Linked DNA regions of Homo sapiens: region 1 is linked to region 2. The links are chromatin loops, found by intact Hi-C in ENCODE. Cell type or tissue: mammary epithelial cell. All regions are shown on one strand. Each heading gives the region's core, and the rest is flanking DNA. Links, peaks and the distances in the headings are about the cores only. Region 1 overlaps ZNF664-RFLNA (ZNF664-RFLNA readthrough). Region 2 has its middle 98 kb from the start of SCARB1.

What was found. Peaks named below come from ENCODE experiments on the same cell type or tissue, not always from the same donor. Only the 100,000 strongest peaks of a DNase experiment are listed, where the experiment ranks them.
Region 1: it touches region 2 in a loop (4-fold over the local background); 3 of 110 quality-filtered maps call a loop at or near these places.

Annotation. Positions count from the first base shown.
Region 1 is chr12:124,156,586-124,172,403 of GRCh38, forward strand. All of the region lies in intron 3 of ZNF664-RFLNA (ZNF664-RFLNA readthrough), which reads left to right. Among named protein-coding and RNA genes, the nearest start is that of RFLNA, 130 kb to the right of the region's middle. In mammary epithelial cell, for the core only: a CTCF peak has its summit at 5,774 (motif pointing right); no DNase peak of the experiment used is centred there.
Region 2 is chr12:124,758,174-124,773,991 of GRCh38, forward strand. No RefSeq gene overlaps it. Among named protein-coding and RNA genes, the nearest start is that of SCARB1, 98 kb to the right of the region's middle. RefSeq lists enhancers at 1-427, 428-927, 2,512-3,012, 13,904-13,973. In mammary epithelial cell, for the core only: a CTCF peak has its summit at 8,993 (motif pointing left); a DNase peak (open chromatin) is centred at 6,938; H3K27ac peaks cover 185 bases.

The DNA of each region.
Region 1 (15,818 bases), core at 3,771-8,770, 600 kb before region 2:
GCTGGTCTCAAACTCCCGACCTCAGGTGACCTGCCCGCCTCAGCCTCCCAAAGTGCTGGGATTATAGGCGTGAGCCACCGCACCCAGCCTATATGCAGGTTTCTGTGTAGACATAAGCTTTCAGATCAGTTTGACAAATTCCTAGGAATATGATTTTTGGATTGTATGGTAAGATTATAATTATCTTTGGAAGATGCCGTCAAACTGCCTTCCAAAGTGGCTGCACCATTTTGCATTCCCACCAGCAGCAATGAGGGTTCCTGCTGCTCCACGTCCTTGCAACGTTTGGTGTGTTTCAGATTTTAGCCATTGCGTAGTGGTATGTAGTGGTAAAAACAAGTAATTCTTTTTATAAATTAAAAAAAAATGTAGCTTTGTGTTATTTATAAGTTGGTTTTAGATGGATAATTGTTTAAGAAGTCTAAGCATACTCATTCATTCATTCAGTAGATATTTGTTGAGCACCTACTATGTGCCAGATATGTTTTAGTAGCTCATGACACAGCAGTGAACAAAGTAGACCCAAATCCTTGTCCCCTCGAAGCCGAGATTCTAGTGGGAGCAGATGGGAGATCTATAAGGTCAGCAAATAAAACACATAGGAAGATGAGTGGGGATCAGAGCTTTGGAGAAAGAGATCAAGGGAGTGGGGGTTATGGGGTACTGGGGAGGGTTGTGTGCACCATCTCAGATGGGGGCCAGGAGGGCCCTCTCTGGGAGGGACATCTGCATGGCCTTAGAAAGGCCAAGACAAGGAGTGGTGGGTGTGGGTGGCGTGCGTGAGGACCAGCAGCACCGCCAGGAGGTGGGAGTGGAGGGAACGAGGACACCATTAGGAAGGGCAGCCAGCCGAGCAACTGGGAGGAGATGGGGGATCACACAGGGCCTCCTGGACCATTGTGAGAACTTAAGCTTTTGCAATAAGTGAGATGTGAGCCCTGGCAGAGTTTTGTGCAGAAGAGTGACAGGAACAGGTGAATGCTTTAAAAGGATCATGTCGCATGTTAAAATACAAGCTGGAGCATGTCACTCTTCTGTTTAAAGCCCTGCAATGGTTCAGCCTGAGATGCCAGTGGCCTTGCCGGGGGTGGACAGCAGGGGTTGCATTCTGGAGGCGTCCGGAAAGCAGAACCAATAGGATTTGCTGACAAATGGCACGTGTGATACAAATGACAGAGAGAAATTGGGGATGGCTTGAAAACATTTGACTTGAACAGCTGGAAGATTGGATGGCGACTTTATACCTGGTTTCAGGTTTTTGTGTTGTAAATCACATTCTCTGATGCATAGTTTAAATAAACAGCTTGAGGTGTCTTTGTAGGAATTTTAATGCCTCGCCATGGAGTCCAGCACATTATTCAAGTTTGATGAACTCTGGCTCAAAAAGGGTATTCCTGTGCAGCAGGACCATAGAACTTATTGTCCAAACTGGGGCATCTCGAGTGAAAAGACTGCTGTTTCTAATCACACTGGGACAACCCATGTAAACCTGGGCTGCCCCAGGCAAAATGGGATGTATTGATGGTTTAGTGAGTGATAGTTCCTGGAAACTGAAAGAGTGAAGCAAGAGAAAGAAAGATGGGAGAAGAAGGGAGAGAAAAAGGCAAGGATAGACCTGCCCACCGGTGAAGGTTGCGGGGCACGTTATCAGGAGGGACAGAAAGTGAAAGGCGAGGTTTCTTTTGCCCAGGGAGGACTGGAATGGCGGGGGCCCTGCTGTGGGTGTTGAGTCCCCAAGGAGCTGCCATCCTCATTTTATCTGGGATGCTCTCTCTATCATCACTCCACTTCCAGATATGTCAGCTCCAGAGGGCAGTCAACACACAAGACTGGACACAGGAGAAAGAGCTTGGGAAAAGGAAGTCTCTAATCCGGAGCCAAAGAGAAGAGCTTGTAACTGATCACGCATGCCTGTGGGTCCAGGCGTCATATTTTGGAGGCAGGTCTCTTTCCTGAGACCCCGGGCTGTGAACAGGTCAGAGGGGTGGACTAAGCCGAATGGTGGTTCTCCCAAAAATGTGTCCACCCAGAACCTGTGAATGCGACTTTATTGGGAAAAAAGGTCTTTGCAGATGTGATTAGGTTCCGTGTCTTGAGTAGTAAACAAAACAAAGTCCCCTGCCCTCAGAGCTGATGCTGTAGCACAGTGACATCCCCGATGTTATGCTGGTTAGTGTGGGAGCTGGGAAAGAATGTGTCCCAAGGAGGTCCTTTCCACTCGACTTGCTGACAGCTCTGATGAGAACTGCAGGGCCTTCCTGTTTCTCTCCAAGCAAAAGCCAGAGCTTTTTCCAAGGTCTCTGTCACCACACACACCACCCCATTCCCTCTCTCATCTCCTCCTCTCATGCACACTGCCCCAGCCACCCCCGCCTCCTCACTGTTCCTGGAGCCTTCCAAATATGCTCCCTGCCCCAGGGCCTTCGCACCTGCTGTGGCCGTGCCTGGGACACTTTCCCCCTCAGCTTGGCTAAATCCCTGTGATCGCTTCGTGTTGCTGCTGTAACAGATGATCACAAACCGAGTGCTTAAAACAATGTACATTCATTATCTCACAGTTCTGGAGGCCAGAAGTCCAAAATGCATCTCACCGGGCTAAAATCAAGTCGTCCACAGGGCTGCATTCCTTCTGGCGTGCTGTGAGAGGCTCTATTCCCTGACCTTGTCCAGCATGTAGAAACTTCCTGAATTCTTTAGCTCATGGCTCCTTCCTCATCTTCAAAGTGCACATTCCAACCTCTGATTCTGTCATCACTTCTCTTCTGACCTGATCCTCCTGCCACCTCCCTCTTTTTTTTTTTTTTTTTTTTTTGAGACGGAGTCTTGCTCTGTTGCCCAGGCTGGAGTGCAGTGGTGTGATCTCAGCTCACTGCAACCTCCACTTCCCGGGTTCAAGAGATTCTTCTGCCTCAGCCTCCTTAGTAGCTGGGATTACAGGTGTGCATGACCACACCTGGCTACTTTTTTTTTGTATTTTTAGTAGAGATGGGATTTCACCATGTTGGCCAGGCTGGTCTTGAACTCCCGACCTCAGGTGATCCATCTGTCTCGGCCTCCCAAAGTGCTGGGATTACAGACGTGAGCCACCGTGCCTGGCCATATCTATTCTTTATTACCTGCTTCCCGCAGTAAAATGCCAGCCCCAGAGGGCAGGGATCTTGACCATTTTCCTGCTTCCTTAATAGGAGCTCAGAGGATCTGAACAAGGGTGCTATTTATTGAAAGAAAACACGAGAGCAATTAGCCAGTGCCACCAACAGGCACGCCTAGCTCAGTCTCCAGACGGACGATTCCAGAATCAGACAGCTCTGTGCCGTTCCCCTGCACACATGGCCTTGAAAGCAGCTGGCCCAGTGGCCTCGGGTTCCAGGCTTGCCACAGCTCTGCTCTTCCTGACCTCCAGCCTGGGGCCTGGGGCCTTTTTCCAGTTTCAAAATGATAGTAAAAGGAAATTCAACAGCACTCCAGTGATGATGGGGTATTTTCTAAGACACAATTTTCTAAGTCTTGATGCTTCCAATTTCTGCCATATCGGGAGCATTTGGCCATCTTTTGGAAGTGAAATCTGTTTTATTGGTCTTAATCTTGTTCAGTTGTTTCTCCGGGGCCTGCGCGACACTGTCAGGGCCTTGGAGGCAGCTTTGGCAGGACTTCTGGGGAAAGTGCCTACTGGTGATAGAAAAAAATGGGGCCTTGGTCTGTTGGATTCCCAAAAATGCAGGCATTCCCAGCTGCTGGAGAGCAGGCACTCAGGGCCCCGGCTGCAGCTGCAGCTGGAAAAAGAAAAGGGAAAAAAAGGGAGAAGGAGGCTTTGAGAGCAGCTTTTCCGCACGGTTCCAGGAAGCTAGATTGGGTATATCCAAACGAGGTGGTTCATGGTAAAATCAGAAAAAAAGAAAAACCACAATGGAAAAGCAAGGGAAAGAACAGTTTCTTCTAAAGAGAAACGCACAGAGGCCATGTGAGTTAATCCCACCCTCCCCTTCGCTAGTTATCTTTTTGCTGGGTTGCATAACTGAGGAGGGAGAAAGATCCTAGGGCTGAGAGTTGGAACACAGAGGTTTTGTTTCATTTTTTTAATTAAAAAAAGTTTTATTTCCATAGGTTTTTTGGGGAAAAGATGGTATTTGGTGACATGAGTCAATTCTTTAGTGGCGATTTGTGGGATTTTGGTGCACCCATCACCCAAGCAGTGCACACTGCACCCAATTTGTCATCTTTTATCCCTCACCCCCTTCCCACCCTTTCCCCGAGTCCGCAAAGTCCATTGTGTCATTCTTATGCCTTTGCATCCTCATAGCTTAGCTCCCACTTATGAGTGAGAACATAGGATGTTTGGTTTTCCATTCCTGAGTTACTTCACTTAGAATGATAGTCTCCAATCCCATCCAGGTTGCTGTGAATGCCATTAATTCATTCCTTTCTATGGCTGAGTAGCATTCCATTGTGTATATATGCCATGGTTTCTTTATTCACTCATTGATTGATGGGCATTTGGGTTGGTTCCACAATTTTGCAATTGCAAATTGTGCTGCTATAAACATGCGTGTGCAAATATCTTTTTCATATAATGACTTCTTTTGCTCTGGGTAGATTCCCGGTAGTGGGATTGCTGGATCAAATGGTGGTTCTGCTTTTAGTTCCTTAAGGGATCTCCACACTGTTTTCCATAGTGGCTGTACTAGTTTCATTGCCATCAGCAGTGTAGAAGGGAACACGGAGGTTCTTTTTTTTTTTTTTTTTTTTTGAGACAGAGTCTTGCTCTGTTGCCCAGGCTGGAGTGCAGTGGCGCGATCTCGGCTCACTGCAACCTCCACCTCCTGGGTTCAAGCAATTCTCCTGCCTCAGCCTCCTGAGTAGCTGAGATTATAGGCGCCCGCCACCATGCCCAGCTAATTTTTTTGTATTTTTAGTAGAGATGGGGTTTCACTATGTCGGTCAGGGTCAGGCTGGTCTTGAACCCCTGACCTCGTGATCCACCCACCTTGGCCTCCCAAAGTGCTGGGATTATAGGTGTGAGCCACCGCGCCCGGCCAACATGGAGGTTCTAACCGAACTCTGCCTTGAACATGAGCTGTGTGACTTTGGGTAAATCACTCACCCTTTCTGAGTCTCATTTTCCTCATCTGTACAATGAAGGGATAGTAATTATTCTAGCTTCCGAGACTGTGGGGAAACTCAAATGAAATAACATACAATATCATTAATATTAGAGTCACTATTGTTATGATTCCAGTTTTACAGATGGAGAAACAGGGCTGGACTGTTGAGACCCGGACTCCCAGGTCATTACTTCTAATTTCCAGAATCCTTGCTGGATTCCTCTTTTAAGGCGACTTACCTAAGCTAAATTTAATGGAGTCTATTTCGGCAATTGTTTAAAATTTTGAAGATTCACCTGAATAGCAGAACTTTCCTACCTAAAGCAAATAATATCTAATTTATAAAAAGTTAACTTCTCAAGAGCAGCACCTCTAAGTTCAGGAGGTTCATGTCTTTATAAATATGTGGTTTGTACTTACTATTTGGACATAATAAAAAAAGGGGTTCTTAACTAGGGAGAGGTTTGAAATAATGATTTCAGGATGTTATAATACACATTTGGTGCTTTTTAAAAAAAATGGAGTAGGGGAGAGGTTTGGCTGGAAGAGTAACATTTCACCACCAAGTGGCTCAATTAGAACCTGAATGCGAATTGCTTCTCACCTCCTATATTCATGCCTTTTGCAATGTGACCTTGAAGCTTCTCCAGTCCACAAGGTGGCAGGTATTCACCACCTTCTGTGAGTTGCCTTAGCCAAGAGAATGAGAAGAAAGTGATGATGTGCCAGTCCCCAAGGTAGGCCTCAAGGGCTGTTGTTTGTTTCCACTTAATCACTTGAGTCTCTGCCACCGTTGTGAGAACAAGCCTAGTTAGACATGTGGAGCACAGGTTAGCCATCTAGCGGTTCCTGCTGAGGCCAGCCTGGATTAGCCAACATCCAGCCAACTCCTAGACATCTGGGAGAGCCCAGCCAAGATCAACAGAGCCTCCTACCAACCACCCCAGATGTGTGGGTAGTGAACACTCACTGGTGTTTGCCTCTGAACTTCTGCAGTTGTTTGTTTTGCAGTGATAACTGACTGATACAAGTACCAAGGCCAGATGAGTCTCAGAGGAGCCATCGAACCCACCCTCCTTTACCAAATCCCCTCTGGGAGAAATGTCCTATTCCTGGAGTGTTATAGGTGCATTAAAGACTGTGCCTGACTTTGAGTGACACATGTGAGGTGTTTGGGAATGTGTTTGGTGCAGCCTCTGCTGCTGCCAGCTGGTGCCCTGCCCTGAGTGGCTTTCTGGGTGTGGCTTGGGTTGGGCTGGCCTGGAGGGGGAAGAACCACCTCATCTAGTTTCCCTGGACTTTGTGCCGGCTTCTGGAGGTTCCATATCCACTGAGTTCTGCAATAGGAAAAATAGTCATCATCATCATCATCATCATCACCATATGTATTTATCAGGCCCTTATATACCAGGCGTGAACTGGACTGTTTCCTTATGTTCCCTCATTCCTTTGTCACAATAGTCCTCTGAGGAGGGTTGTTACCCCCATTTTACAGATGAGTGTATTAGTCCGTTTTCATGCTGCTGATAAAGACATACCTGAGACTGGGAAGAAAAAGAGGTTTAATTGGATTTACAGTTCCACATGGCTGGGGAGGCCTCAGAATCATGGTGGGAGGTAAAAAGTACCTCTTACATGGCAGTGGCAGGAGAAAAGTGAGGCAGATGCAAAAGCAGAGACCCCTGATAAAACCATCAGATCTCATGAGACTTATTCACTACTACCAGAGCAGCATGGGGGAAACCACCCCCATGATTCCAATTATCTCCCACTGGGTCCCTCCCACAGCACATGGGAATTATGGAATACAATTCAAGATGAGATTTGGGTGGGGACACAGCCAAACCATATCTTTCCCCCCTTGGCCCCTCCAAATCTCATATCTTCATATTTCAAAACCAATCATGCCTTCCAAACAGTCCCCTAAAGTCTTAACTCATTTCAGCATTAACCCAAAAGTCCACAGTCCAAAGTCTCATCTGACACAAGGCAAGTCCCTTCCACCTATGAGCCTGTAAAATCAAAAGCAAGCTAGTTACTTCCTAGATAAAATGGGGGTACAGGTATTGGATAAATACAGCTGTTACAAATGGGAGAAGTTGGGCAAAACAAAGGGGTTACAAATCTGAAATCCAGTGGGGCAGTCAAATTTTAAAGCTCCAAATGATCTCCTTTGACTCCATGTCTCACATCCAGGTCATGCTGATACAAGAGGTGGGTTCCCACAGTCTTGGGCAGCTCCACCTCTGTGGCTTTGCAGGGTACAGCCTCCCTCCTGGCTGCTTTCACAGGCTGGCATTGAGTGTCTGTGGCTTTTCCAGGCACATGGTGCAAGCTGTCGGTGGATCTACAATTCTGGGGTCTGCAGGACAGTGGCCCTCTTCTCACAGCTCCACTAGGTAGTGCCCCAGTAGGGACTCTCTGTGGGGCCTCTGACCCCACATTTCCCCTGCACTGGCCTAGCAGAGGTTCTCCTTGAGGGCCCCACCCCTGCAGCAAGCTTCTGCCTGGGCATCCAGGCATTTCCATACATCTTCTGAAATCTAGGTGGAGGTTCCCAAACCTCACTTCTTGGCTTCCATGCACCTGCAGGATCAACACCACTTGGAAGCTGCCAAGGTCTGGGGCTTGCACCCTCTGAAACCATGAGATGAGCTGTACCTTGGCCCCTGTTAGCAACAGCTGGAGCAGCTGGGATGCAGGGCACCAAGTCCCTAGCCTGCACACAGCATGGGGACCCTGGTCCTGGCCCACAAAACCATTGTTTTCTCCTAGGCTCTCAGATCTGTGATGGGAGAGGCTGCCATGAAAACCTCTGACATGCCCTGGAGACATTTTCCTCATTGTCTTGGGGATTAACAGTCTGCTCCTTGTTACTTATGCAAATTTCTGCAGCCAGCTTGAATTTCTCCTCAAAAAATGGGTTTTTCTTTTCTACTGCATCATTAGCCTGCAATTTTTCCAAACTTTTATGCTGTTTCCCTTTTAAAATGGAGTGCTTTTTTTTTCCTTTTTGAAATGGAGTCTTGCTCTGTTGCCCAGGCTGGGGAGTGCAGTGGCGTGATCTTGGCTTACTGCAACCTCTGCCTCCCAGGTTCAAGCGATTCTTCTGCCTCAGTCTCAGTCCCAAGTAGCTGGGACTACAGGTGCCTGCCACCATGCCTGGCTAACTTTTGTATTTTTAGCAGAGACAAGGTTTCACCATCTTGGCCAGGCTGGTCTTGAACTCCTGACCTCATGATCTGCCCGCCTCGGCCTCCCAAAGTGCTGGGATTGCAGGCAAGAGTCACTGCGCCTGGCCTGGAATGCTTTTAACAGCACTCAGCTCACCTCTTGAATGCTTTGCTGCTTAGAAATTTCTTCCACCAGATACCCTAAATAACCTCTCTCAAGTTCAAAGTTCCACAAATCTCTAGGGTAGGGGCAAAATGCCTCCAGTCTCTTTGCTAAAACAAAACAAGAGTCAGCTTTGTTCTAGTTCCCAACAAGATCCTCATCTCCATCTGAGACCATCTCAGCCTGGACCTTATTGTTTACATCACTATCAGCATTTTTGTCAAAGCCATTCAACAAGTCTCTAGGAGGTTCCAAACTTTCCCACATTTTCCTGTCTTCCTCTGAGCCCTCCAAACTGTTCCAACCTCTGTCTGTTACTCAGTTCCAAAGTTGTTTCCACATTTTCAGGTATATTTTCAGCAATGCCCCACTCTACTGGTACTAATTTACTGTATTAGTCCGTTTTCATGCTGCTGATAAAGACATACCTGAGACTGGGAAGAAAAGGAGGTTTAATTGGATTTACAGTACCATCATGGTGGGAGGTGAAAGGCACTTCTTACAAGGTGGTGGCAAGAGAAAAATGAGGAAGATGCAAAAGCAGAAACCCCTGATAAAACCATCAGATCTCATGAGACTTATTCACTACCACAAGAACAGTATGGGGGAAACCACCCCCACAATTCAAATTATCTCCTACTGGGTCCCTCCCACAATATGTGAGAATTATGGGAGTACAATTCAAGATTCAAGATGAGATTTGGGTGGGGACACAGAGCCAAACCATATCAATGAGCAAAGTGAGGCTCAGGAGGTGACTTCATTTAATTGCCCAAAGCCACCCAGCTAGAAAGTGCCGCAGTCAGCTTTGAACTCAGACAATCTGCTTGAGTGAGAATCCCAACTCCACCACAGCTGGTTGTATGATCTTGGGCGAGGCACTTCACTCCTCCAGACTCAGCAACCTCCACCAGGAAACAGTGGTAAGAATAGCTCCTCCCTTATTGGGTTGTAGTGAGGACTGAAAGAGGTACTACTTGGGAAGGGTTTGCAACATGATCTGGTGTTCAAGAAGCACTCTAATTGTGTTAGCTACCACTATCATTGTTATTATTGTTGCAATTTTTATTACTCAAGGTCATGCCTTTTCTCCTCCAGGGTCAAAGGTGGTCTCACTCAAGGTGAGAGAAGGGACCATGAACTAGTGGGGTTTTTCTTTTTCTTTTTTTTTTGAGATGGAGTCTCACTCTGTCACCTAGGCTGGAGTGCAGTGGTGTGATCTCAGCTCACCATAACCTCCACCTCTCAGGTTCAAGCGATTGTTGTGCCTTAGCCACCCAAGTAGCTGGGATTACAGGTGTGCGCCACCACACCCTGGCTAATTTTTGTATTTTTAGTAGAGACAGGTTTCACCATGTTGGCCAGTCTGGTCTCGAACTCCCGACCTCAAGTGATCCACCCGCCTCGGCCTCCCAGAGTGCTGGGATTACAGGCGTGAGCCACCTAGCCTGGAGTTTTTTCTTTAATTTGGAGGAGGGAGGGGAGCTTTGGTTCTGACCACAGAGTGTGAACAAATTTTGGTGTCTGCAGCAGAAGTAGACTAAGGTGACCCATTGTCCTGGGTTGATGTCTGTGACGGAGGGGTTTCCTGGGATTTGAGACTGTCAGTGCTAAAACTAGGAAGGTCCTGGGCAAACCAGGAGAAATGTGTTACCCTAGAGCCGATCCAACATGCCTGAAGCTGTTTCCCTGGGCTTGGTTCTGGCTTCCAGAGGTTCCACTTACAGAGGTTTCCTTATAATAAACATAGGTTAGATTAAAAGCAGAGAGGAGGGAGAAGGCAGCTCTCCTCTCAGGAGGAAGGTGGGCAGTGGCTGCTAAATAACAGACCTCATCTTAATCCAGGGGGCTGGATTAATCCAGGTGTCCCTGGACAGCAGCCTGGACCTCTGCACGTGTCCCCTTATTGGGTCCCAATTTTCCATCGTTCTTGGGGCTTCCTCCAGGCCCGCTCTGGGCAGGCAATAGAACTGCCTCTTCCTGAGAGTTCTCTGCTGCTCTGATCCCAAGAAGGAAGCTGGGGTTCTTGGGAACCTATGGCCTGTCACAGCTGCCTTAGGGATCGTGCACCTTCATCTCTCCATGTGAAGGCACACAAAGCCCTACTGTTTGGACAGGTCAGGAGTGCCGGCGCCCCTCCTCTGGTTTCTGGTCGCACACGATGGCTTAAGCTTGGAGACTGTGCTGTGCAGGAGACAGATTCCGCCGCCTCCCCCACTCGGGTCTGTTTTTCAGCCGTGGCTCCGGCAGTGGGTCTGATTTTATCCCGCAAAGTGATGTCCTGTGACCGTTCGATAGTTCCCTGAGTCACTCAATAAGCCAGTTGGGCCCCATCTCCCTGCCCTCTTGCGAGTGTCGGGCAGAGCCATGCTTCTTTGTCACCCCTCTTTCAGGCTCTCACGTTCGCCGGCTCATCTTAGAGCTTCCTGAATACACGGGAAGCTTTCGCATCCCACAGTGTTCCCTCTTCCAGCCTGGTGCAGAGGCTGTGTGGCCTGACGGTCAGGAACCTGCGCTCCAGGAATCTTGGTTCTGCTACTTAGCAACTGAATCGGGCAAGTCTTTTCACCTCCGAGATCTCAGTTTCCCCAACTGCAAATGGGAAACAAGTATGTTCTAGTTATCCATTGCTGCACTAAAAAATCACCCCAAAATATGGTGGTTAAAACAATAGTTGGTTACTATTTCTCACGGTTCTATGGTGTATTAGTCCGTTTTCACACTGCTGATAGAGACATACCCGAGACTGGGCAATTTACAAAAGAAAAAATTGGACTTACAGTTCCACATGGCTGGGGCAGCCTCACAATCATGGCAGAGGGCAAGGAGTAGCAAGTCCTGTCTGACATGGATGGCAGCAGACAAAGAGAGAATGAGGAAGACACAAAAGCAAAAACCCCTGATAAAACCATCAGATCTCATGAGGCTCATTTACTACCATGAGAACAGCATGGGGGAACCACCCCATGATTCAATTATCTCCCGCTGGGTCCCTCCCACAACACAGGTGAATTATGGGAATACAATTCAAGGTGAGATTTGGGTGGGGACACAGAGTCAAACCATATCACAAGGTATGAGTAGACGAGGCTGTCACTGTTCTTGCTGACAGTGTCTCCTGAGGCTGCAGTCAGATATTGGCTGGAGCTAAAGTTATCTGAAGGCCCACCTGGGCTGGTGTCCAAGACGGCGCACTTCTACAGCTGGTGGTTGATGCTGGCTGTGGGCTGGGAACTCAGCTGGGGTTGTTAGCGTCAGTGCCTATACCTGGCCTCTCCATGTGGCTGGACTCCAAGAGGGAATGTCCCCAGAGCAAATATTTCAAGGGAAGAGAAGTAGAAACTTCTAGACCTCTTCAAAGGTAAGCACTGGGATGGCACGACATGATTAGTCAAAACCTTCAAGGGGGTAGCATAGTTCCCAGTGTTCGGGGGGAATGGCAGTGTGTACAGGGAACGGACAAGTGGATGGCAGCCTCCCACAGAACATAATATATCCTGGCATATATCACAGAACGACACCCAGTCCACAGTGCTGTGGCAATGCTTTGAAGGGATATGCAGGGGGAGTGTCTGGCATGTAACATGCATTTGTGAAATGCTGCTTGCTCCCAGCATTCACTGTTAAAGAAGCAGAGGCTGGAAGAGTCTTGCATACATATATCAGTCTAACCAGGCAGGAGTGAGGCTGGCATCTAGGGGCCCCATCTGCTGAAGCCAAGCTCTTGAGTGCTCCAGAGAATAACCAAAGACAAACTCAGGAACAGAATAATAATCATAATAGTTACAGTTATTACATATTATCTAATGGAGAATAAGATAACTGTAATAATATTAGTCGTAAGTATATATTATCTTATAGAGAATAATATAACTATAATCATAATAAGTATTATGTATTATCTAATAGAGAATAATATAATTATAATCATAATAGTTATATCTACTATATAGAATATATTAACTATTTTATTAATTATATGCTATATATACTATATAATATATATAATATACTTAGCTATTATGTATTTGTTATGGTTTGACTGTGTCCCCACTCAAATCTCATCTTGAATTGCAGCTCCCACAATTCCCACATGGTGTGGGAGGGACCTGGTGGGAAGTAACTGAATCATGGCGATGGTTTCCTCCATACTGTTTTCCTGGTAGTGAATAAGTCTCATGAGATCTGATGGTTTTATAAGGGAGAGTTTCCCTGCACATGCTCTCGCTTTGCCGGCCGCCATGTAAGATGTCACTTTGCTCTTCCTTCATCTTCTGCCATGATTGGGAGGCCTCCCCAGTCATGTGGAACTGTGAGTCCATTCAATCTCTTTCCTTTATAAATTACCCAGTCTTAGGTATGTCTTCATTAGCAGTGTGAAAACAGACTAATACAGTATTATATATACTACATTACATATAATTATTGCATATAATATGTATACTATTATATATGCCATCTTGTATATAATGTATAACACTCTGTTATTACTGTTGATCACCCTTATTGCACCCTCATTCCCTTTGTAGAGCTGGGAAACTATACAAGTAACAGGAAGCCTCTCCTTGCCTCCCTGATGACAAAAGCATCTTCTGCTTTGCAGACCTGGGTGGAAGGGTGGGGTGGGGCCTGACTGATTACCAGCAGCACTGGGCTATCTCAACTTACCACACACCTTCAGTGTTGACCTTTAATGGCCGTACAGCACCCTGCTCCCCAGCCCTCCACACCTCTGATATCTCACCCAGCCCAGGCAGGCTGCAGGTTGTCAGGATCCATCTGCACTAGCATCAGGAGGCTGCCTTGGAGGCCCACGTGCTCCAGGGCTGATATTTACAAGCACTCAGCATTGGAGCTGCCTTTGTTACATCTAAAAAATATGGTAACTTCTGGGATGGGGCCAAGGCACAGAATTGCTCAGGTAGTAACTGGAGGACAGAGAAATAATAGTGGTAGAGATAAGAAACCTTGATGGTAATAATACTGAACAGATCAGGAACAGCTGCTTTGCCACTTAATATTTCACAAGCATTGTAATCACTTCATCCAGTCCCAGCCCATCTTACCGGTGAGATAATGAAGTCAGAGAGAGGGAATAATTTACCACATTGACATGGCTAAGAAGTGACAGCACCAGACCCCCGATGGAAATCACTCTAATTCCAAAGCCCCTACACTGACCATCCTCCACAAAACTGTCAACCTGTGCAAATACATAATTATTGAGTCCAATGGAATTTTCATTATATTTGTCTTTTTCACATAATATTATTTTATTAAGACTCATTCTGGTCCTTAAATAGTCTTTGGAAACATGATTTTAATTGCTGTATAATATTTAAACACATGAATGTACCATAACTTGTTTACTTTCCTTTTTTTGGATATTGGATTGTTTCTACTTTTTTTTTTTTTTTTTTTTTTTGAGACAAGGTATTGCTCTGTCACCCAGGCTGAAGTGCAGTGGTGCAGTCTTGGCTCTCTGCAACCTCTGCCTCCTGGGCTCAAGCCATCCTCCCATCTCAGCTCCTGAGTAGCTGGGATTAGACGTGTGTGCCACCACACGCAACTTATTTTATTTTTTGTAGAGACAAGATCTTGCTGGGTTGGCCAGGCTGGTCTCAAACTCCTGGGCTCAAGCGATCTTCCTGCCTTGGCCTGCCAAAGTGCTGGGATTACAGGCATAAGCCACTGCACTCTGTCTATTGGCATCATTTTTATGAGGTTGGGTGTTCTCTGGAGAGACCTTCCAATCACAGGAGAGTCTCAGAGATGATAATTGTGTCTTGACTGAGAAAAATGAGCCTCCACAGGTTCCCTTTCCTGAGAGAAGACTCCCCAGATCCAGCCCATGAACGCCTATTCCCAGCAAGCTCCCTCCATGAAATCATAGTTTGCTTTGCACTTCCAAATGAACAACGCCACCTCCCCGGCTGGCTAACCCATACCCTGTTTCAAATTGCTTCGGTTTCACATTCCACAGAGGTATTTCCTGATGTTCACTTCATCCAGCAGTGTCTGTCTAACCCCGGGATTACTGAGAACCAAGAGACAACCCTAAATTTTTCTTTTTTTTCTTTTTTCTTTCTTTCTTTTTTTTTTTTTTCACTTTCCCCTAAAACCCCACAGACTTTTGCCACCTGCCTTCTTTGACCATTCCATTCTCGCTCCCTTCGGGGTATTTTGGGAGAACCATCTAAAGAAAAGTCGTTTGGGATTTTTTTTGGTTGTCTTCTCAGAAAGTGTTTTGAAATCCAATCTGAATCTCAAGTATGTTTTGAGTTGTGTTCAACTTTTAATGTTCTGTGAAAATTTGGATTTAATTAATTTCTCTTGCATTCGGAAACAGTGTGATACTTTTCTTTTTTCTGTTTCCTGGACCAAGACCTTACCACATTCATGGAAAAAATGAGGTGGTGCGGAGTATTTTCTCATAAGAATTCATATAAAATGGCTTGGACAGGCATGGTGGTGTGCGCCTGTAGTCCCAGCCACTCGGGAAGCTGAATGGGAGGATCACTTGAGTGCAAGAATTTGAGTCCAGCCTGGGCAACATAGCCAGACCCTGTCTCTAAAAAATGATAATAATTTTAAAATGGATTGAAATTGTTGCATAAGGGGAAATGACCGATTTCTGACCCTAAGGCTATGCTAGCAGCAAACTGCAGGTGAATGTGATTGGGTGTATTTCAACCCCAAAGGGGAACTTGTCATGTCATCTGGTGTAGCTGACACTGGTAGTGACCTTTGTGACTTCATGGGCCAATAGGCCATGCATTTCCTTTGTGTGGTGGAGCCCCAGCCACTGGACTTGAGTCTATAATGCTGTGTGCATGAGTTTCCTCTTGCGACTGTAATAAACTGCCACAAACTTAGTGGCCTCAAACAACACAAATGTGTCACCTTATCCCAAGTTCCGGAGGGCAGAAGTCCAAAATGGGTATTATGGGGTTGAAATCAAGGCGTTAGCAGGGCTGCTCCTTCTGGAGGCTCTAGGAGAGAATTTGTTGTTGTTTGAGACAGGGTCTGGCTTTGTTGCCCAGGCTGGAGTGCAATGGCACGATCTTGGCTCACTGCAACTTCCGCCTCCCAGGCTCAAGCCATCCTCCCACCTTAGCCTCCTAAGTAGCTGGGACTACAGGTATGAGCTACCACACCTGGCTATTTTTTTTTGTACTTTTAGTAGAGATGTTGTTTCACCATTTTGCCCAGGCTGGTCTCGAACTCCTGAGCTCAAGCAATCCACCCGCCTTGGCCTCCCAAAGTGCTGGGATTACAGGCATGAGCCACTACATCTGGCTTCTGGGAAAGAATTCATTCCTTGCCTCTTCCAGCTTCTAGAGATTGCCACATTCCTTGGCTTCCAGCCACATCACTCTG
Region 2 (15,818 bases), core at 6,665-11,664:
GGGAGCTACATGAGCAGATTTGCACTTGAGAAAGATCACTGAGGCAGCAGTGCAGAAGAGATGTCAGCCGAGCATGCAATTAAGCAGGGCAGTGAGAGGCGAGGTCCCTCCTCCACACTGCAGTGCAGATGCCCCCGTCACCAGGAGTCGCCAGCAGGCGACCGGCTGTCTCCGCTGCCCTTTCCAAAGCTGGCTCCCTCTTGGGCAGCGATGCAGAAACGGAGGTTGACCAAGGGTACGCCACTCCATCATTAGCCCGGCTCCCCAGGGACTCACGCAGTGGCAGGAAGGAGGACTTCTGCCAACTGTCAGCCCACTCCCTACCCAATCAGCGGGGCCGCCAGCTGCAGAAGATGCCCTGCCCAACCGGAGCCATGACGCCCCTGGGGCCACCTTCAACGCATCAGTGGAAAACAAATTTGCTGATCCCAGCCCTGGCCGAAGGCAGCCAAAATCCTCCTGCCAACCCCATCAGCATGTCGCCACCTGGTCAGGCAGCCGGCGCCCCTGCCCCAGCTGGCCTCCCCGCACCGGCGAGACCCCTCATCCATCAAGCAGGATCATCCCTTGGCATCCATCACTCCGGAGAAGAGAAATAAAGACATTGCCATATCGTTGAACCAGGATTGATGTCCCTGCTGTGAAAACAAACGTCGCGTCTTCCCGCCAACATTTATTTTTGATAAATGCTGTGACTTTGCCTTGACATTTCAGAAGCAGCAGGAGACCATTACCCGGTGACAATGTTCTATTCCACTGACATTATCTCTTAATTATAATATGCAAGTAATGCTGAAAAAAATGGCCCATAAATAGCTCATTTGGAGTTGCTGCATTCTGCCCTGTCAGGGGACGCTGAACGATTTCATTCAGCACTTGCAAATGAGGGGAGACAAATGGATATCTGGGGACCTTGTGTGTCCTGCCTCCTCAATGACAAAGCTTGCAGGGTGGCAGAGAGGTGGCAAGGAGGTGAGGATTTCAGGGCATCTGCTGGGCTTCCACCAGTCTCCAGGGTGCCCTTCCCCATCCCCCAAATCAGAGGGCACTTCACTCCCACCACCAATCAACAGCCTGCCAACTCCAGTCCTGCAAAAACAGTTTAATATTTAGTGCAGAGGGACAGGCATTGATTTTTTTTTAATCAGGAAATTAATTGCGTTAAGAGGCACGGAGGTTGAGGGAAGGGCCACCTGGAGGAAATCCCATTTGGCAACTCATTTGGGTTCTTGAGGGCGGATGAAACAGTCCCCAAAGTTCAGAGAGAACGGGCTTCTAGGAGAGGGTCTGCAGGGACGAGGCAAACAGAGGCTTTGGGATGGCTCAAGAAAGGAACAAGGACATCCCGTGTGGAACAGCAGACGTGGCTTTTAGAGACTCAGCAGAGAGAGGACAGGTGCGGTGGCTCACATCTATAATCCCAACACTTTGAAAGGCCAAGGTGGGAGGATCTCTTGAGGCCAGGAGTTTGAGACCAGCCTGGGCAACATAGCAAGACTGTATCATCTCGATTTAAAGAAAGAGAGAAAGAGAGAAAGCAAGAGAGAGACCCACAGTACAACCAAAAGTCAGCACTAACATTTATGGGAACCTGACACTTCTGGGGACAAGAAGGGGCAAGTGAATTTATGCTTTAAAAATCATCATGGCTCCAAACACAGACCAGTAAAAACAAAAGCTCCAGGCCAGGGTTTCTCAACCCTGGGCAATTCTGCCCCCCATGGCACAGGTGGCAGTGTCTGTAGACACTTTGAGTTGTCATAACTGGGAGTTGGGGTGGCCCTGGCACCTCGCGGGCCAGGGATGCTGGTAAACACCCTAGAGGACACAGGGCGGCCCCACAGCCCCAGCGCCAGCAGAGCAGAGGCTGAGTGGCCCCGGTCCAAACAGCCACACAGGGAAGTGGTTGATGGGTATTTGGAGAATGTTAGGTGCCTTGACGTGGTTGAGAAAAGTCTAGACATACCAGATAGCTGTCAGCTTTGGAAGAAGATGTGTAAATATTAAATATGAGGCTTTAACATCTGAGGATCTCTGCTAAAGGGATGGAAGACTATGCTTTCCAGACTGGCAGGGGAGGGGAGGAAGTGAGGAGGCCAGCCCCAGCTCCGTTAAACGCCAAGAAGGGGAAACATCTTCCCATCAGCGCTTTGAGGAGGTTCTCCTTCTTCTTCATTTCACAGATGAGGAAACCAAGGCTCCGGGAAGACCACGTGCCCAGGCGCCATGGTGGTGAGGGCAACCGAGGGGTTCAGCCTTGGAGTCAGACGGCAGCCTGGGCTCACAGGCTGGTCACCTTGGGTGAACGACCTGACTTCTCTGGGCCTTTGCTTCCTCACCTGTAATTGAGGCTGATATGCCCACCGTGGAGGCTGCTGCAGGGATGGGCTGGGCTCACACAGCTCCTCCAGCAGGGAGACAACGCAAGTCCGATGGTTCGAGGCTATCATGAGGGGAACTACCGACCACACAGGCAGGAAGGTCAGGGAGGTGCTGGGGCTCAGGGGCCAGAACGGTAGGGAGCTGCTGCCCCCACAGCGGAAAGGAATTTCACCTGCAGGCAGGGGAGAGAGGGAGCCATGGAAGGGCCTCCCAGCAGGGGCTGAGATGTGGGAAGGGGACAGAGCTGGCCCCACGGTCATGGTCACTGGGCACCAGCCACAGCCAGACCCCCAGAAGCAGGGAGGGCTCTAGGGGCTGAATACTCCAGCCTCTCTGCTTCCTACCCAGCCTGACGCCAGAGGCGTATGGAGTCCACAGGGTCCCCTTCCCCATAGAGAGTGTGGAGCGGGCACCGCAGGGGCCTCTGGGAGAATAACCAGCAGCAGGACAAGCGCCGCACAGGCACCAGGAAGGGGAAGGGCACCAGCCTATGGTTGCAAGAAGCAGCAGGAGCAATGGAGCACAGACCGAAGCCCAGCTCCCCAGGTTCAAGTCCACATCGAGCCCTCCTGGCTGTGTGACCCATGCAAGTGGCTGATCCTCTCTGTGCATCAGCTGCCTGATCCATATAATGGGGTAAGGCTGGCAATCACCTCTGTGGGCCACTGCGAGCGTGAAGCGAGGGAAGGCAGGTAGAATGTATAGCAGGGCCCAGCACACAGTAGGTCCTCAACTAGGCAAAAATCATCCAAACCTTCACTTGAGATCAGGAGTTCAAGACCATCCTGGCCAACATGGTGAAACTCTGTGTCTATTAAAAATACAAAAATTAGCTGGGTGTGGTGGCGCGTGCCTATAATACCAGCTTCTTGGGAGGCTGAGGCAGGAGAATCACTTGAACCTGGGAGGCAGTGGTTGCAGTGAGCCAAGATCGCACCACTGCACTCCAGCCTGGGTGACACAGCAAGACTCCATCTCAAAAAAAAAAAAAAAAATCATTCAAACCAGAAAGAAGAATAAAAGATGGCCCCAGTGGGGGTTGGGGGATGGTCTCTGGAAGGGAAGGGGGCTCAGGACGCCTCCAGTATTTTGTGTGTATTTTCCCCTTGTTCTCAAGAATGCCATGAGAGCTCAGCCAAGGGGACACTCACAAGCTCTGGGGGAGACCTGGGTTGGGATCCCAGCGGCCTCATGACCTCACTGTGCAGCTTTCAACAGCTCATTCAGCCTCTCTGAGCCTTGGTGTCCTCATCTGTAACAAGGGGAGAACTTCTCCTTGAAGAATTTGTGTATGGAGGGAAAGACGCAACAGAAGGCAAGCACTAAGCACATAAAAGGCACTTGGAAAATGTGAGCGCCCTTTTAGAAATTCCCAATGTCTATTTTAACCACAGCCCTGGCTGTTGCATCAAAGAGTGGAGAGCTTGGCTGGAAAATGTTACACCTTTAGGTGTTCAGAGATGTGTGGTGACTTCCTCCCCCAGCTTCGTGCATGTGTGTCTTGTACCAACTCTTTTCAACCCACTCCCCAGGCAGTCCGTGCTGGCCTGGTGCCATCACTGACATCACTGTGGGCAGCCTGGGTTGACCTGGCCTGAAACCCCGTAGTCCTCACAGTCTGTCTGCTGCCTTCTCCAAAGGGAGGGGCTCCCCACACCCTGGTTTGTCTGCCACCAGTGGGATCTGCAGATCTGACTTTCAAGGCACTGTGGCCCCAGAGCAAAGGGAACGGCTCCTTTTTCCTTGGGCATGCAGCTGAGGGCAGAGAATAGCTACTCTGTCACTGGAAGGGATTTCTATGACAGCAGAGATTTGGGTCTGTTTTGTTCAATCCTCTCTCCCCAGTGCCTAGAACCGAGCCTGGCCAGGAACATGTGTTCCATAACCATCTGCTGAATGAATGAAGAGGAAGCTGCCATTTACCGAGTACTTGCTATGAGCCAGGCACTGTGCTAAGCCCGTTCAATGCATCGTTTCATCGACTCCTCCCTGCCCGTGCAGAAGGTGTGTCAGTCAGGGAGGTCTAGGTCATGCTGCAGTAACAAATAATCCCCTAGATCTCCATAGCTTGAAATAACAAAAGTCCGCCTCTTGCTCACGCTGCAGAAGCCAGCTTGGGCTCTGCTCCATGTAGTCCTCATTCTGGGACTCAAGGCAATACATCCACCAATGTCTCAGACATTGCCTGTCACCATGGTGGAAGGAAAGAACTCTGAACCAGCAACTAAATGCTGCAGCCCAAGAAGTGAGCTGAGTGATTCTTTGCTGTCAGCTCATCAGCCAAAACGAGTCACAAACGCAACCCCCCATCCACAGGCAGGCCAGGAAGTGCTATCCCCCTGTGTGCCCAGAAGGTAAAAGTTAGAACTCACGGCCACCACAGTGGTGTTTTTATTATCCTCATCTTTACTGATGAGGAAGTTGAGGCTCAGAGAGGTTAAGTGACTTTCTCAAAGTCACACAGCTAGTGAATCATAAACCCAGGATTCCAACCCAGTTCTCTATGACTCTAGAAGCTAGCGTCTTAGCTGTTATCATTCGAAGCCCTTCAGTAGGATCTGTTTAGCCCCGCTCATGCAAAAAACACCACATTCAGTGAATCAGGCTGATGAGGTATAGCCACCCACACACCTCCAGAAAGAGGTGGATAGCCACAGACGCTTAGACTCAAGTTACACACCTAAAAGGCAGAGGCAAATACCACCTCAAAACTGACAGACTGAGTCCTGGCCAAGACATGTTTCATTTGGCCCACATGGTATTTTTTTTTCTTGAGACATAGTCTTGCTTTGTTGCCCAGGCTGGAGTGCACTGGCGCAATCTCAGCTCACTGCAGCCTCGACCTCCTGGACTCAAGCCAACCTCCCGCCTCAGCCTCCCAAGTAGCTGGGACCACACGTGTGTACCACCACGCCCTGCTAATTTTTGTATTTTTTATAGAGACAGGGTTTCACCATGTTGCCCAGGCCAGTCTCGAACTCCTGGGCTCAAGCAATTCACCTGCCTCAGCCTCCCAAAGTGTTGGGATTACAAGCATGAGCCACTGCACTTGGCTGGCCCATATAGTATTATAATTGGAATTTGTTGCCAATAATTAAAACTCAGGAGATTTCACATTTTAAAAAACCACATTCTCTTCTTAAAAAAAAATAGACGATCTGGCAACATTGGTCTGCATTCCCTTGAGGCAGTAATCAGTTCTGCAATCACAGGAAGGCAGCCTGGGCCGGAGTGCAGAGGGAGGGGGTGTCATTACCCCAGAATCCAACACACAGAATGCCACTGTCTTTAACCACAGGTCTAACGCCTCACTTTCACACTTTAACATGTTTTCATCATGGTCTTAACAATAATGGTGTTGGCCGGGCACGGTGTCTCACATCTGTAATCCCAACACTTTGGGAGGCCAAGGTGGGTGGATTAATTGAGGCCAGGAGTTCGAGACCAGCCTGGCCAACATGGTGAAATCCCATCTCTACTAAAAATACAAAAAATTAGCCAGGTGTGGTGGTGCACACCAGTAATCCTAGCTACTCGGGAGGCTGAGACACAAGAAGAATAGCTTGAACCTGGGAGGCAGAGGTTGCAGTGAGCTGAGATCATGACACTGCACTCCAGCCTGGGTGACAGAATGAGACTCTTTCTCAAAATAATAATAATAATAATGGTGCCAACAGTGTACCTTTAAAAGTGATGAACAGGTGCCACTTTGGGGAGGTAAGGCATCAGCTGTTCCCACACCCACCCCCTTGATCTCTAGCCATGCTTGTGGGTAGGGCATGCCTTTACCCTATAGCCAGTCGCACAAACTACCCTACCACTCAATGAACAAGCACCTGGCCTGTTGGGCCTATTTACACTGCCTGCCCAGTTCTGTAAGCATTTGAACTTGCCTCCACTGATCCACATGCATCCCTCCATTTAAAAAAACTAGTTTTACACAATGTACGATAACCACACTACTCCCATGTGCAAGAACGCTCATGATGTGTTTGACAGTGGCACCTGCTGGTGATGTGTGGTATTACAGCTCAGCTCCACTAGACCTTGTAAATACTTAGCTAAACTGGGTCGTGGATGTTAGGGTTTGTTCCAAGAGTGCTTTATGACACATTTGAAAATCTTCCCAAACTATTTTCAACTGAAAGTGCATAAAATGTTTTTCTTAATGATCCTCATGAGAATCTGAAATTGATGGGGCAGGAATTAGAATTCCTGTTGGACAGAAGTGGACACAGGCACAGAGGGGTCAAAGTGACTTGCCTGAGGGACACAGTGAATCCAATCTTCTTCAGCACACAGCTCTAGCTTCCAAACCCTGCCATCTGCCTAATCTCCAAGGCTGACATCATGAAGGAAACTATGTCCTTCCCTCAAACAGCTGTTACTGCCACAGACAGAGAGACCACAGGGCCAAGCACACCACAGTGCATGACCAGAGATGCCAGTGTTTAATCTCAGAGTCCCTGTTCCCTGAAATGGAAGAAATTCCTGTGGCCCAGAAAAGAACAGATGAGGCTGGTCATAGAAGCAGAGGGAAAATCCCAGAGACCAGAAGGGTGTTGCACAGTTCTGAGAAACCACTGCAGGCCCAACCACAAGCCTCAGGCTTAATACCTTCCATGCCAAGTTGTTCCAGTCCATCTGCAGAGATGTTTTCCCAGGGGAGTGGAAGTCCCATTTTGCAATGGAAGCTGAGGAGGTAAGTGAGATCTGGTTTGCAGAAACATGTGCATCATGGCCAATGTTGCTCAAACATCTGTTCCTGAAAGGGGGAAGAAAAAAAAAAGCTCCCTCTTAAAAGCCTCCCTCTGCCTCAGTCGAGGACTTCTAAATGCTATGAAGTTTGCTAGGGCTAAGGCTTCATGGCAAACGTGTTGTGAAATCTGGAAACACTCATGACTCCAGAGATATTTGGCCTTTATGCTCAGACCCTCCATCCAGCCTAGCTCCCAAGACTTCAGAGAGGAAAGTCAGAGAAACAGCCCCCACCAGGGCAGTGCACCTTATTCTTCCCTCAGCCAAACCTCCAGGCTTCTCCCTCCCAGTTCTCCTGCCCTCTCTTTCCTGTTTTGTTGTGGGTTTCGGAGATCCAAGCACTATTTTTAGACATGTTTATTCTTACTCCTCTTCTTCCCCTCCCATTCTTGACCTCTCTGGAATGAGCCTGGATGCTCCCCTGCCAGGGGCTTTTCTGGAGTGATTGGACACATGCTTGGTATGCGGGGGGCCTCTTTCTAGATGGAGCTGGGACTGGATTTGGGGGAAATGAGCCTTGCAACCTCCTTTCCTCTCCCAGGCTCCTCAGAAGCTCTAGAGCCAGGACCTGTGTGCATTCATTGCCTTTGCCTGGAAATTATGTTTCTTGAAGCTGGGTTCCCAAGTTGAGTTTCACTTGGGATAAGGGATAAGATAAAGTGGGATGCCTCAGCCAGCACCCACAGCAAGCTCTGGTTCCCAGTCAATGAGGAGGTATGCAGAGTAGCTGATAAGCATGTATGCCCCCCAACCAGTGGCCAATATTCATATCCAGACTCCGATCCTTTCCAGCCATAAGACCTTGGACAATGACCTCGCCTCTCTGTGCCTCAGTTTCCTCATCTGTAAAATGAAGATGATGATGATAACAGCACTCGCCTGGGTTATGATGAAAACTAAGTGAGCATATGCCAAGGGTTTAAAATAGTGCACGGCACTCAGAAAGATTCAATGAATGCTAGCAACAGTCTGTTCCAGGAGAGCAAGCCAGGATGCCAGAGCTGAGCTTGCCTGACTGGGCTGGGAGTGGCCGGCATTGAGATTTTCTTTTTTTTTCTTTTCTTTTCTTTTTTTTGAGACAGAGTCTCACTCTGTCGCACAGGCTGGAGTGCAGTGGCACAATCTCAGCTCACTGCAACCTCCACCTCCCGGGTTCCAGTGATTCTCCTGCCTCAGCCTACCCAGTATCTGGGATTACAGGTGCTCACCACCATGCCCAGCTAATTTTTGTATTTTTAGTAGAGACAAGGTTTCACCATGTTGGCCAGGCTGGTCTTGAACCCCTGGCCTCAGGTGATCTGCCCACCCCGGCCTCCCAAAGTGCCGGGATTAGGGGTGTGAGCCACCGCGCCTGGCCCAGTGTTGAGATTTTATATCTTCTGGGCATCTGAGGTTTGGATCAGGATTGCCCATCCCTGGGAGACCACAGCCAGCCATTTGGCCTGGACTCTGAGTTCACAAAAACACCACAAATCAGATTTTGGAGAAGATCTTGAATGTACTGTCCTAGAGCCCCACACCACCAAGATTAAAAGAACTGTGATAATTTCCCCTTTCTAAATCCTGCCCTCTCTGGACATGGTTCATTAAGAATTTTGCAAGCCTTGTAACTTCACAAAAATATATTGCATGACTATTTCATGTATGGAAGCTGTTAAATTTTTACATGTAAACATACAAGAGAACATAGTTCTTGCAGCCTTAGTTCATCAGTTTTTCATTTTTTATCTTTGCTATGTCCAGAGCCTCAAACAACAGACGTTTCCCAGCCCCTGGGACCGCCAGAGAGACCCGGGCTGCTGGGGCCTCCCTGAATCTGGGGCCGCCCTGAAGGCTGGACCCACAGCGCCCCCTGGCGGCCACAATCCGCACGTGCAGCCTCTGGCAGGCCCTGGGCAGGTCTGCAGAACTCCCCTCCCGCAACCACATCCCCAGCCTCGCTACACCCCAGATCATTTATTCATTAACTCAGCAAAGACTGATTTGCATGCATGCCCATGGACCACGAACCCCACAGAACTCGGTGCCTGCCTTCAGCAGCGTAAAGTCTAAAGAGGGAGACAGCGCGACCAATTGCTCACACACACAAAAAAGATCCACCTTGCAAATATAGCCTCACCCCTCAGCCTCCGTCTTCCCATCTGTGAAATGGTCCCCTCAAGTCTCCCTGCTGTACAGGTCACTGGATAGCTCCATGAAACATGTGCTCCCCTGAGCATCAAAAGGGGCTGCTGTTATTTGTGCTGTTGCTACGTTGGGATTCCTGGTGGTGCTTTCTCTCTCTGGCCTCTCACATTCCAGATGCCCTGGGGGTGGGTGGACCGGGATAGGGGATGAATCCGGTGTGGGTGACACAACAACCTCAGTGTCCTGACTCCTCCCTCTGCAGCCCCCACAGGGAGTTCACAGCCATTCAATCCATGCTGAGCTAAGCCCGGGTCTGCACTGGGGGATCGGGGCCCTACTTGCTCCCAGCCCCACCTTCCTGCCTCCCTCCTCAGTTAGTGGCACCTCCCTCTGGCTCACACTTGTAATCTCAGCACTTTGGGAGGCAGAGGTGGGCCGATCGCTTGAGGCCAGGAGTTCGAGACCACCCTGGGCAACATAGTGTGACTCTCTTTCTAAAATAATAATAATAATAATAATAATAATAATAATAATAATTTAAAAATTAGCCAGGTGTCCTGGCATGTGCCTGTAGACCCAGCTACTCGGGAGGCTGAGGCAGGAGGATTACTTGAGCCCAGGAGGTCGAGGCTGCAGTGAGCTATGATCGCACGACTGCACTCAAGCCTGGGTGACAGAGACCCTGTCTCAAAAACAAATGAAAATGGCCTGGCGCGGTGGCTCATGCCTGTAATCCCAACACTTTGAGAGGCCGAGGCAGGCAGATCACAAGGTCAGGAGTTCGAGACCAGCCTGGCCAACATGGTGAAATCCCGTCTCTACTAAAAATACAAAAATCAGCCATGCATGATGGCGGGCGCCTGTGATCCCAGCTACTTGTGAGGCTGAGACAGGAGAATCGCTTGAACCCAGGAGGTGGAAGTTGCAGTAAGTAGAGATTGCACCACTGCACTCCAGCCTGGGCGACAGAGCGAGACTCTGTCTCAAAAAAGAAAACAAACAACAAACAAGCAAACAAAAACAAATGAAAACTAACAAACAAAAAGCAGCCCCTCCCTCCCCCTGGCCGTCAGGCTCAGACACTTGAGAGTCTCACTGGACGCGTCCTCACCCCTCCCTTCCCACATCCAGTTTAGCACCATGTTCTATGAGCTCCAGCCCCTAAAAATACACCCCGCATCTGTCCCTTCTTCATCCACTGCTCCGCCCTGGCCCAGGCCACCACCACCACCACCACCACCATCTGTCACCAGGAGGAGGGCCACTGCCTCCAGCCAGACCTCCAGCATCCACGCCTGCCCCCGCAGCCTCTCCCACAGCAGAAACAGCAAACGCAGCCCTCCCTGATGGAAAAATCTCCAGTGGTTTCCCACTGTACTTAAAATCCTAACTGCGAGGCCCCCCAGCTCTCCACCTCCATCTCCCTCCAACCCCCTCCCACTGTGATCGTGTAAAATATTTATTTGGTCTTCTGCCTTAAAATCCTTGGAATCTCCAAAGTGTTTAGTTTGCCAATGACTCACTGGTGGCCAGCAGCCCCTAGGCAGCTTCAGGATGGGGACTGGTCTCAGGAAAAACCAAGTCAGCGCTACAGGACTGGGACTTTCAGCCCAGTCCCCAACCTCCAGCAGTGAGGGGAGAGAGGCTGAAGGTCAAACTGATCACCAATGGCCTGTGGTTTAATCAATCATGCCCATGTATACAAAAACCATATACATATAGAGAAAGAATGAATAAGACCTACTATTTGATCCCACAACAGGGTGACTATAGTCAAGAATAACTTGATTGTATATTTTTAAATAACTGAAGGAGTGTAACTGGATTGTTTGTAACACAAAGGCTAAATGCTTGAAGGGGTGGATACGCCCTTCCCATGATGTGATTACGTCACATTGCATGCCTGTGTCAACACATCTCATGCACCCCACAACTGTATACACTTACTATGAACCTACAAAAATTAAACATTTAAAAATTTAAAATGATATAATTTTAAAAATTACGCCCACCTAATGAAGCCTCCATAAAAACTCAAGAGGACAGAGTTTTTGAGCATGGGAAGGCTCCTGGAGGGTGGTGTCCTGGAGAGCATGGCAGCTCCATGCCCCTTCCCCATGCCCTTTCCCCGTGCCCCTCCCCCATGCCTCTCCCTAGCATCTCTTCATCTGTATCCTTCTAACATCCTTTATAATAAATAAGCTCAGTGCTTCCCTGAGCCCTGTGAGCCGTTCTAACAAATTAATTGAACCCAAAGACAGGGTCGTGGGAACCCCAATTCACAGCTGGTCTGTGAGAAGCACAGGTGACACATCCCAGGGCTTGAGAGGGGCATCGGGAGTAAGGGGCCGCCCTGGGGTCTGAACCCTCGACCTGTGGGGTCTGACACTGCCTCCAGGTAGACAGCGGCAGAATTGAGTTGAATCAGAGGGCCCCCAGCTGGCATCCGCTGCAGAATTAGGTGTTCATTTGATCTGCTGTGGGGGGAGCCCCCCATATTTGGTCACAGAAGTCTTCTGTGTTGATTGTTGTGGGGTGAACAGAGGAGGAAAAGCAGTTTGCGTTTCTCCCACTCAGTCCCACTCTCTGGGCTCCAGCCACAGCGCACCGTTTCTGTTCTGCGTGTTGCTACCCCAGGCCCTTTGCACATGTACTTCCCGGTTCCTGGAGTGCTCTTCTCCAGATTCCCATGAAGCCTTCAGGAGTTGGCACTTCTCAGAGGAAACTTCCGGAAATGTGCTCTCATCTAAGCAGCCCCCCTGCCCAGCACCTCTTCTCCGGTGCACCCCCTGCTCTTCTTTCTATCCTGGCATCGTTGCTTCCCAGAGTGACCTTACTCATGTGTGACCTTACTTATGAGTGACCTTACTCATACGTGACCTTACTCATGCATTTACTCGCCAGCTGTCTCTCCCACTAGAAGGCAAGTTTGTGAGGGCAGGGAGCTTTCTAGCTTCGTCCAGCTTTGTTGTTGTTGTTTTTCTTTTCTTTTCTCTTCTTTTTTTTTTTTTTTTTTTTGAGATGGAGTCTCACTCTGTCGCCCAGGCTAGAGTGCAGTGGTGAGATCTCGGCTCACTGCAACCTCTGCTTCCAGGTTCAACCGATTCTTGTGGCTCAGCCTCCCACAGCTGGGATTACAGGCGTGTGCCACCACACCTGGCTAATTTTTGTATTTTTAGTAGAGATGGGGTTTCACTATGTTGCCCAGGCTGGTCTCAAACTCCTGACCTCAAGCAATCCGCCCACCTCGGCCTCCCAAGGGTGAGCCACTGCACCCGGTCACCTCTGTATTTCTGAAGCGGATACCCTTGGTGTTCTAAGCAGATCCAAATGAATCCTCTTTTTACTGTATTTGCACACCCCTGATTTTGGAGCATTTTTGTATCCAAAACCCAAGACCTGTTGGTCTGCCTTTGAGAGCTGTCCGTGACCCTGGGCTGCTAGAGTCCCCTTTGCCCTCCTGGGACACTCCCTGGCCAGGAATCTTGGTCTCAGTGTCTGCTTCTGGGGAACCTAACCCAAGCCGATTCGCAATAAATATGAGGGTGTGTGACACACAGTGAGCACCCAAACAGCATTTGCTGAATGAAGGAATGAACAAATCGACACAGACTTCTCAGAGCTTGACTCCCTCTCAGAGCCCAGCAAGTGCTCTGCACACAGTAGGTGTGTGATAAATGTTTGCTGGAGGCTCAGCATTTGAGAGCTTTCATAATCGTCCCAGGCTGTGTACAGAATGCTCACACATCCATTTCTTTTCTTTTCTTTTCTTTTCTTTTCTTTTCTTTTCTTTTCTTTTCTTTGAGATGGAGTCTCACTCTGTCACCCAGGCTGGAGTGCAGTGGGATGATCTCGGCTCACTACAACCTCCACCTCCTGGGTTCAAACGATTCTCGTGCCTCATCCTCCCGTCTAGCTGGGATTACAGGTGCCCGCCACTACACCCAGCTAATTTTTGTATTTTCAGTAGAGACGGTGTTTCACCATACTGCCCAGGCTGGTCTCGAACCCCTGGCCTCCCACAGTGCTGGGATTATAGGCGTGAGCCCCCGCGCCCAGCCCTCACACGTCCATTTCGATTCCACCCTTACAGGGGTTCTCAAAGATTCGTACACAGCAATCTTCACTCCCACCTCACGGCAGTCTCAGAGAGGTTATGAATTGCTCCAAGGCCACCCAGCAACTTGAGCAGAGCAGGGAGTAGCACGCAGGTACTGGGAGTAGCACGCAGGTACTGGGAGTAGCACGCAGGTACTGGGAGTAGCACGCTAAGGAGGAGCAGACATCGTGTGACCCTGGTCGCCCTGTTATAGGGTTGTCACTCTTGTTCCCAAGGCCCCAGAGAGAAAGGGTTAAGACCCCTTTGAAAATCTGAAGACTTGAGGAAATGCTTCCCAGAATAAAACGCCCAGACACACACGTAAAATACAATTTCTAGGGGTCACGGGTTTCCGAAGCCAGGCTGTGGACCACAGCTTCCCCAGTTTAAAATCAATCCACTCCGCTCCAGGAACCGGGTGATCCGCAGCCCCTCCCAGGCAGCAGCCTCTGGACCACCTGTGTGCACAGCTCGCCCCCCAGTGGCCGAGCTCGGAATCGTCCTGAAGTCTCGCGTGCTGCAGCCAGATTGCAGGGGATCGCGGATGGAGAGACAAGTCGGGGGGACTTTACCCCCAGGATGGGGAAAAGTCACCCACAATTCAAGCAAAGATGACCCTTGTGACAGATTAACATTTCAGGGCCGCTACCTGGAGAATGGACGGCTCGGGACACGCGTGGGAGCCGGGAGGCCAGTGGACCAGACTGGCAGAGCCTTCAGGTGAGACAGGATGGCTCCAGGGCAGGGGCTCGGACACAGGGTCCCTGGCCCTGGACCCACCCACGGGGCCGCCACCTCTTGAGCCCCACGCTGACCCCGAGAGGCATTGTTTTCAGCCGAGGACCACCGCCCTGGCCCACTCCATTCACTATCCACTTCACCCATCTCTCCTGGGTGACATCGCTGCAAAGCAGGAGACGTCCCTGCAAAGCAGATCTGAGTCACCTGCTTTAAAGGAGAGAACAGTAGGTCTCCAGAGAGGCTGTGTGACTTGTCCAGGGTCCCACAGCTAGTAAGTGGCAGAACTGTAAAGTTGTTTGAGAGGAAGGGCCGCCTCTGTCTGGTCCACAATTGCACCCCCTGTGCCTAGCGCGTAGTGAGCACTGGATAAGTATGTGTTGAAAGAATGGGTGTCCGCGTGAGCCAAGGAGTACTAAGGAATGTGAGTAACCGCCCCGGCCAAAAATATTCGTTTCCAGCACAAGGGCATGTACCGGGGTTTATGCTGCAGGTCCTTGGAGTTTGGGGTTACAGCAACTGGTGTCAGGACTTCTGGTATTCTAGAACATTCTAGTATCAACTGAGATACAAAGTGCCCCAGGAGTCCTGAGACAGGGAAGAACAGCAAGCAGGAGTGATGGGGGAGGGGTGCTTCCTGGAGGAGAGGGCATGGCTGGAATTGCGCCTTTGATGATGGCGAAGACTGAGAGAGGCAGAGAGGGGGGAAAAGGCCACGCAGGGGCGATGCAGGCCGAGCAGGAAGAAGGGTGCATGGGACACAATCATGGGATGGTGCAGAGATTGCAGGTAGCAGGCTGCTTCGAGGTACTGGGAGGAACGTCCTTAATAGTTAGGTATTTATTTTAATGGCGACTGGAAAACTATTACTTGCCCAAAGGACCCATAATTTCACAGATATGACTGCCTTCCTTTTAAAATAAAATTCTTTAAGAAAAAAAGTAAGCCAAATTAAATCAACATGGTAAGTAGTGGAGTCCCATCGTTGGCAGGGGCTGGCGCCTGAAGTGAAGGCATGAGAAGAAAGTCTCGCAGAGTCAAAGATGCTCAGAATCAGAGACACTGAAGCTCGACCGGGTGTCCCGAACCCCAGCCCTCCAGCTGTGGGGCAGGCGGTGCTTCCCTCCCTGAGCCCTGGCTAAGGTCGTTGGCTGGGCTTAAGACCAAGGATGTGTCCAAACGCACACCCTACAAAAAAATCAAACCTCACTCAGAAGCAAGATGTTCACCCAATGAGACACACGGGAGGCTAAGTCCCTCGGGAACACACACACACACACACACACACACACACACACACACACCCCACACACACACAAACACAAGAATGACTTAAGGGCCAGGGCAGTGGCTCATGCCTGTTATCCCAGCACTTTGGGAGGCCGAGGCGGGCGGATCGCTTGAGCCTGGGAGTTGGAGATCAGCCTGGGCGACACGGCGAAACCCCATCTTTACAAAAATATACAAAAAATTAGCCGGGTGTAGTGGCACAGGCCTATAATCCCACCTACTTGGGAGGCTGGCTGAGGTGAGAGGATCGCCTGAGCCTGGGAGGTTGAGGCTGCAGTGAGCAGTGATTGTGCCAGCCTAGGTGACAAAGTGAGACCCTGTCTCCAAAAAAAAAAAAAAAAAAAAAAAAAAACCGAATGCCTTCTGGGGCCTGTCTTTTTTTCTGTTTTATGAGCAGGTAGACTTGAATGCAAGAGTTAAAACT